Linked DNA regions of Homo sapiens: regions 2 and 3 are each linked to region 1. The links are chromatin loops, found by intact Hi-C in ENCODE. Cell type or tissue: mammary epithelial cell. All regions are shown on one strand.

Evidence for each region. Hi-C counts contacts between places; a loop is a spot of excess contacts. Peaks named below come from ENCODE experiments on the same cell type or tissue, not always from the same donor. Only the 100,000 strongest peaks of a DNase experiment are listed, where the experiment ranks them.
Region 2: it touches region 1 in a loop (8-fold over the local background); 14 of 110 quality-filtered maps call a loop at or near these places.
Region 3: a loop joins it to region 1, with 8 times the contacts of the local background. A loop is called at or near these places in 4 of 110 quality-filtered maps.

What each region holds. Positions count from the first base shown.
Region 1 is chr19:42,766,538-42,769,037 of GRCh38, forward strand. No RefSeq gene overlaps it. Among named protein-coding and RNA genes, the nearest start is that of PSG8, 2.1 kb to the left of the region's middle. In mammary epithelial cell, CTCF peaks have their summits at 1,076 and 1,276; no DNase peak of the experiment used is centred here.
Region 2 is chr19:42,692,765-42,695,264 of GRCh38, forward strand. No RefSeq gene overlaps it. Among named protein-coding and RNA genes, the nearest start is that of PSG3, 46 kb to the right of the region's middle. In mammary epithelial cell, a CTCF peak has its summit at 1,171 (motif pointing right); no DNase peak of the experiment used is centred here.
Region 3 is chr19:42,605,535-42,608,034 of GRCh38, forward strand. All of the region lies in intron 2 of LIPE-AS1 (LIPE antisense RNA 1), which reads left to right. Among named protein-coding and RNA genes, the nearest start is that of CEACAM8, 12 kb to the left of the region's middle. In mammary epithelial cell, a CTCF peak has its summit at 1,317 (motif pointing right); a DNase peak (open chromatin) is centred at 1,357.

The sequences.
Region 1 (2,500 bases):
GTCACCCAGGAACCCCAAGGGAGATGGCTCGTTGAGACGCAAGAGGGTGTGCCTGGGACAGAGCAGGGGTTCAGAGCTGGAGAGATTCATCTTGACTTACTCCGTGGCCATGATGGGCTCAGCCCTCCATGTGCCGACATACCCAGGGGTCTGTCCTGAGGGTTTTGACCTGGCCAAGCTGCTGTGTGTAGAGGAGGAACAGGCAGTGGCCAGAGAGCCTGTCTGGAGGGACCTTGCTCACACCTGAGGGGGCGTGTGGGGGTGAGTTGTGTTCTGGGAGCAAAGAGCAATAACATCCCGCTTCTCCCTGCAAGCGCACAGGAGAGGTCTGCCTTCCCAAGGGACAGCTGGGGCAGGTGGCCACATCCCGGATGGTGCCTGTGTGTGACCATCACACGCACTCTGAGCACCCCGTGGTGCAGCGGGCAGGCAGGTCATAGGGTGCCTGGCTGATTCCCGGGGAGGCTGTGGGCCCTTAGGCAGCTGCTGTTCTGTGTCAGTGCTAGGCTTGGCCTGGGATGCCCCAGAGAACAGGATAGATGGGGCAGGGGCGGGCATTTAGGGAGCAGTGACAGAAAGAGTTGATGAGGATGGAGGGAGGCCACGAGGGGAAAGCGCCTAGTGTGGCGTCGCGTGCACCAGCGCTGCCCTGGGAGATGCCTTTAGCTGGGCCCAGGGAAGGAGCAGGTGTGTGGGGAGGAGCTCCCTGCAGAGGGAGTGGTGTTAGGTTGGCGGCCACCAGGTCAGGGTGGAGCTGGCAGAGTCCGTGTGGGGAGCATGGAGGGCGCTGAGGACTTGGGCCGAAGTGACCCTGGTGAGGGTGGACCCTGCTGGGCTGTGGGTTCCGCTGAGTGAGGTTGGCATCCCCTGGGAAGGCTCCAGGCTGGGAGGGACTCTGTCCCCCTCTGGTGGACAGGGAGGGAAGTGTGAACGGCAGCAATCCCAGGCCAGGCTGCATGTTTTATTCCACATGGATCTGCACACTTCACACGAGGTCACACATATGTTATGTTACAGCTCCTTCACCTTCCAGCCCCGTGAGTCCCAGTCTGTGTGGCTCTATGTTCACTGTTCTCCCTCTTTCACAATCAGATGTCCCAAACGCAGATTTTTGTCACCTTCTGTGAGTTTGTGTTTGTGTGCAGTAGGCGGCACTGTGTATACCCTGGGGGCAGTGATGTCTGGGGCTGAGCACTGCAATTGGGCTTGGAAGCAGAAGAGGGAGCAGCAGGGTGGGAAGATCAATGTCAGGGGGCAGGGACAAGTCATTTTCATTTTCTTACTCCCAGGGACCAGAACCCTGGATTCTGACTCCAGGGCACAGTACCACACCCTGCTGGTGTCCCTGGATGTCATGATGCTCATAGTGTCATGTTGTCTTGGCATTCATTTTTATAAGGTGTAAGTTTATTTGCCTCAAATCAGAGGCAGGGCTTGGTCACCATGGCAGTTTTCAATACTGTGTCTGGTTCAAGTGGCTCCAGTTGGTGTCCAGAGATAAAATCTTAGAGGCATCTCTGCTGCTTGGTGTGCTGGGTTTCCCTCTCTCCAGCTGCTTTCTTTAAACTGATAATTCTGACATTTGCCCTCACATTTAAAGTGACCACCTCTCAGTCACAGCGTGAGCTCCTGGTCCCAGTGTTTGCTGCTTGCTTTGAACACATCCATTAAAGCTCCCTGCTGGAAACCTGTCAGATAACACCCTGGACTTAATAAAGCCATTGGCTCACCGGTCTCTTCTCTCCTCCCTGTCTGGGCTCACTGACCTCTGTGTCTGTGGTCTCCAGGTTTGCCGAGTGCTTCCTAGTGTCTGTAAGTAGTAAAAATACTTACATTTTCACGTTGTGGTTGTATTATTGTAGCCTCACATGCCATCCAGGGCCTGACATTGAGGCTGCCTTATGGGACCTGTGCTGGTTGAGCCCCTGCTGGAGCTCTTGTTTTGGGGCGTCTGGTTCTCCTGGGGACAGGAGCTTCCAGCTAACTTGATTGAAAATCTGATGCCTTTCATTGAAACACTGGGTCAGATGATGTATTCATGGGCTTCGGCTGCCATAACAAACACCTTAGCCTGGGTGAATTAAATAATAGAAATCTATTTTTCACAGTTCTGTGAATAATGTGCTATTGTAACCACTTTAAAATGCTGAATCAAATGAAATTAACCACATACACAGTGTTAAATTACCATCACCACTATTTTTCCTAGAAAATTTTTATCATTTTAAACTGAAACTTTGTATCTTTTAAACAATAACTCCCTGTATGTTCCACCCTAGACCTTGATCTTCTCTACTCTGTCTCTATGAATTTGCCTGTTCTTGATGTTTCATATAAATGGAATTATACAATTATGTTATTTTGTTTCTGACATATTTCACTTAGCATAATGTTTCCAAAGTCCATGCATGTTCCAGCGGGTGTCAGAGCTTCATTCCTCTGTATGGCAGATTAACATTCTGTTGTATGTGTCACCATATTTATTTATTTATGTGTTGAT
Region 2 (2,500 bases), 74 kb before region 1:
TTTTTTTTACAAAATCATGGGCAGAAGCCACCACCTGGACCCAACACATGTTGGAATGGATGAGGGACAGAAATAGAGCTCAGTAAATTAAGAATGAAATCCAAGAGTGGGCAAGAGGTTTGAGAGGTCGACGGGTGTGAGAGGTGGATGGGTGAATGGTGAGAATGTTCAAAACATCTTCTTTCTCCATAATAAGGGAGCATTTAGGCCCCTGAGTCAGACAGTGTCCAGGACAGGGGGAGCAGGATGTTGTCAGCTCTCCTGGCCAAAAGTGAGACTCCAGCAGTGTCCAGTTACTTGGTCCATTTTGGGATTTATTAATATTTTAAAGATGATCCAACAGTATACAATTTTGAAAATATACAAAAATCCCTATGCTACCATTCATAGATAGCTAAGATGGCCCTAAGATGGTGAGAGAAGCAGAATGGGGTTTGGGTTTACATTGTATATTTTTTTCTCCCAATATCTACAGAATTCCCTACATCCCACTTTGTAATGTAACCCAGTGGGTGTCATTCCCATTCGCAGTTACAGACCTTTCCGGTTCATGGTTACAGACCCTTGGAAAACCCATACCATTTCTGCTGTGAGGTACAGGCAGCCATGTGGCATCATCTCTAAACATGCCTTCTGGGACATCAAATTGCTGATTAAGTAAAAGCCATTTCAATCGATATTGAAGACCTCAATTTTACCACTCTCACACTTGTAATTCTTCTACCAAGAGGTGATGGATTTTAGTGGTGATTTGCTTTTATAGATTAGTGTAGATTAATGCTTCTGCCACGGGCAATTTTTTCATTCGGAAAAGCATTTGGCAAAGTCTGGAGACACTGCTGGTTGTCAGAGCTGGGGGAGGGAGTCCTGCTGGCCTTGAGTGGGTAGAGTCCCCAGATAGTGCTGAACATTCTAGAGCTCACAGAGCCCCACCAGCATGACCACTACAATGTTCAATGCTGAGGAGGAGTGGAGAGCCCTGATATGCCTCCCCTAGCTTCTCTGGAGCTTTTTACCTTCTCCTTCCATCAGTCTCTACCACTTTCTCACCTCAGCTTGCTCCTTGAAGCTTAATGCCTTCCACTTGAACTTGCCCTTAGTTTAAGACCTGCTGTAATTTCTCAACTCCCCTGGCCCCTTTCTGATCCTTAGCAGGGTGTCCTCTAGAGGGCACCCTCACCTTTCCTGTAGCTTCCCAGGATCCAGATGCACCTGCCCTGTGTGGGCACCAGGGATACGGCCGTGTGCCTGTGTCCCTAAAGGTCCTGTCACTCACGACCTTCGTGTGAGAGCAACTGAGGTGATATTACCCTCCCCTACTTTTCTTGGAACATAAAAATTTGTGCAAACCTTGTAGAGTAAAATTTCTTAATGCATGTGAAAATTTAAAATATATATATTTTTGCCTCCCAAACTTTACTGGGAAAAATTTATCACGGTCACAGTCATAAAAAATGACACCTAATCAGAGTTATTCACTGTATTGTTTAACAGCAAAATATTGGGAACAACCTAGACTTTCACCAGCACAATGCTAATTAAACAGGTTACCTTATATCTATACAACAGAATATGATGCAGCTGCATAAAAAGTATGGAATCTTTCAGCTATGCATATGGAAACACCTCCATGTTCTGTTTTAATTATAGCATCTAAACATCACAGAATAAGATGAAGTTTTTGTACTAGATCTGACCTTAGAACATTATTTTTACTGTTTTTTTGTTTTGTTTTTTTTAAGAGAGAGGGTCTCACTCTCATACCGAGGCTGAAGTGCAGTGGCAAGATCATAATTGACTGCAGCCTCAACCTTGTGAGCTCAAGTGATCCTCCTGCCTCAGCCTCTTGAATAGCTGGAATCACAGGCACTTGCCACTATGCCTAGCTAATTTTTTGTGTTTGTTTCTGTAGAGATGGGGTTTCACCCAGGCTGGTGAAAACCCAGGCTGGTCTCAAACTTCTGGGCTCAAGTGATCTGCCCACTTTCACTCCCAAAATGCTGGAATTACAAGCAAGTGTCATCACACCTGATTCTGCCTTTTTTTTTTTTAATTGGACTGCAGTCTACTCACTCATCACTTTTCCCATCAGGTGATTTCTAATTTTCCTCTATTTCTCTACCATATGTCCATGCCAAAATCCAGATGTATTTGCTTTTGTCTAGAATTAATTTTTTTTGTTGTTGTTAAAGAGAAGCCTTAGAAATGGTCTCCTAGCTGATTTTCAGGATTCTAATCTTCACTGTCTAAGCCATAGGTTTCCAACTCTGGATACTGATTAGAGTCACTTGCAGGGCATTTAAAGCCTACCAATGCCTGTACCATCCCTCAAGTGTATCTGATTTCGCTGATGTGTGGTGTGGCCCAGGGATTGGTTGTTTAAAAATGCTTTCAAGGAAAAGGGTCATTTTGCAGTGGAGGAACTTTAGCCCAGTGATCAAAGTTAACATCCCCAGTAATCAGAGATAACGACATCTTAGGGCATTCTAAATATGATGGA
Region 3 (2,500 bases), 160 kb before region 1:
AAACTAATGTTGAGTACTTTTTCTCAAAATAATGTGCAGAAGGAACAACCTTGGCCCACCTCATGTTGGGATGAATGAGGGACAGAAATAGAGGTCAGTAATTTAAAGATCAAATTCAAGAGTGGGCAACAGGTTTGAGATTGGAATGGGTGTGAGAGGTGGACGGATGAATGGTGAAGATGTTCAAAACACCTTCCTACCCCATATTGAGCCCCTGAGGTTGAGACAGTGTCCAGAGCAGGGGCAGCAGAATGCTGTGAGCTCACAGGGCTGGCATGAGACTTTAGCACAGTCTAGCTACTACGTCTATTTTGGGATGGATTCATATTTAAGGAATAATCTAACAGTATACAATTTTGAAAATATATAGAAATTCCTTTGCTATGAATTTCTTCTTCATAAGATATTTCTTCTTAATGAGAGAATTGATTTTTTTTTGAGATGGAGTCGCAATCTGTCACCCAGGCTGGAGTACAGTGGCATGATCTCGACTCATTGTAACCTCCACCTCCTGAGTTCAAGCGATTCTCCTGCCTCAGCCTCCTGAGTAGCTGGGATTATAGGCATACACCACCAAGCCAGGCTAATTTTTGTATTTTTAGTAAAGACAGGGTTTCACCATGGTGATCAGGCTGATCTCGAACTTCTGACCTCGTGATCCGCCTGCCTTGGCCTCTCAAAGTGCTGGGATTACAGGCATGAGTGAGGTGGACTGTAGACCCTTTCGATTTGTGGTTACAGACCCTTGGAAAAGCCTCACGCTTCCTGCTGTGAGGTACAGGTAGTCATGTGGCATCACCTCTAAACGTGTCTTCTCCTGAGACATCAAGTTTCTGATTAAGTCAAAATCATTTCAACAGATATTGAAGATGTCAGTTTTACTCTCACACTCACAATTCTTCTACCAAGAGATGAAAGATTTTACTGGTGACTTGTTTGTAGATATTAAGATAGATCAGTGATTTGGACGGGAAATTTTGCCCTCCAGGGGGCATCTGGCAATGTCCGGAGACATTGTTGGTTGTCAGAGCTGGGGGAGAGCCCACAAATGGTGCTGAACATCCTAGAGCTCACAGACAGCCCCACCAGCATGACCACCCCAAATGTCATTGCTGAGGAGTGGAGAGCCCTGCGGTGCCCTTCCTCAGCTTCCCTGGGGCTTCCTCTCACCTGCTTCTCCCATCTCTCCCGACCACTCCTTCACCTCAGTTCCATCGTTGCCCAACAGTCCTCTCCACCTGAACTTGCTCTTAGTCCAAGGCCAGCCCTGATCTCTCAACTCTCCTGGCTTCCTTTTGCTCCTTAGCAGGAGGTGCCCACTAGAGGGCGCACTCGCCCTTCCCGGCACTCAGGCTCTACCTTTCCTTTCTAAGACAAGCGTGGCTGGCACAATCCCAGCCCTCAACAGTCTTTAGGTTTGCTCACGGGGCAGCTCTTGGACAGGCATCAGGAACCCCAGGGAGGAGCCTGACTCTGGAGATTTTTGTGCATGGACTGGGGACCCGGAGCCACCCCAGGGCCCAAGTCACTGGGGAGGGGCTGGGTCCGTGCACGGGGCCGCACACTCAGGGTCCAGACACTCCTGCCCTGTGTGGGTGCTGGGGACATGGCCATGCGCCTGTGTCCCTAAAGCCTCTGTCACTCAGGATTTGTGCCTGAGGACCTTGGCTGGGCTGCTGTGTAAACTTCCAGATGGAGCCTTTCCCAGTGGGGCACGAGTCCTCCCAGAGATTTCAAGGAGGGCCTTCACCAGGAAGAATCAGGAGGAATGTGACAGCCACCAGGGTGTAGTTTCCCTCCAGGGCCTGAAAAGAGGCACCTCTCTTCATCATTTGCCCAGAGTATTTGTACTGTCTCCATCATGATGGAATGATGCCATTTTGCTTCTGTTCTGCTAATAATAATTTTGTTTCTAGCTAATCTGTTGATGTAGTAAAAACAATTGTTAACGTTGCTATGTTAAAGTGTGGCATTTTAACATGATGTTAAAACACTATGTTAAACCTTGCATTTCTGGGGAAGCAACTCAAGGTGGTAAATTCTGACTCATTTTGGTCGTACTTCATTTGTGGATTTTCCGTCTTTGTTTCTGAGTAGGGCCTGCAATTTTACTTTTTCATTGTTTCCTGGTTGGCCTTTGATAAGAAGGTTCTACTTCCACAAAAATGAGTTAATGAGTATTGTTTATTTTCTTTTTCTCTGGAAGTGTTGTGTAAGGTTGATAGGAGCTGGTCTTTGATTGTTTTGTAGATTTTAAAAATTTAAACTGAAGAGATTTTATACTTCTTGTTTGGTGAAGTAACATGGACATAGCATAATGTCTGCATGTTTGTGTGTGCCAATGACAGCCCTGTCCAGATCAAGACAGAGCACATTGTCTGCACCAAGCGACACTCCTGCGCCCCTCCCAGCCACTGCAAGCACCAGGTCACTGTCATTCTGATCTCTATCACCAGAGATGAGTTTTGCCTCTTGGGAACTTTATAGCTGTAGAATCAGG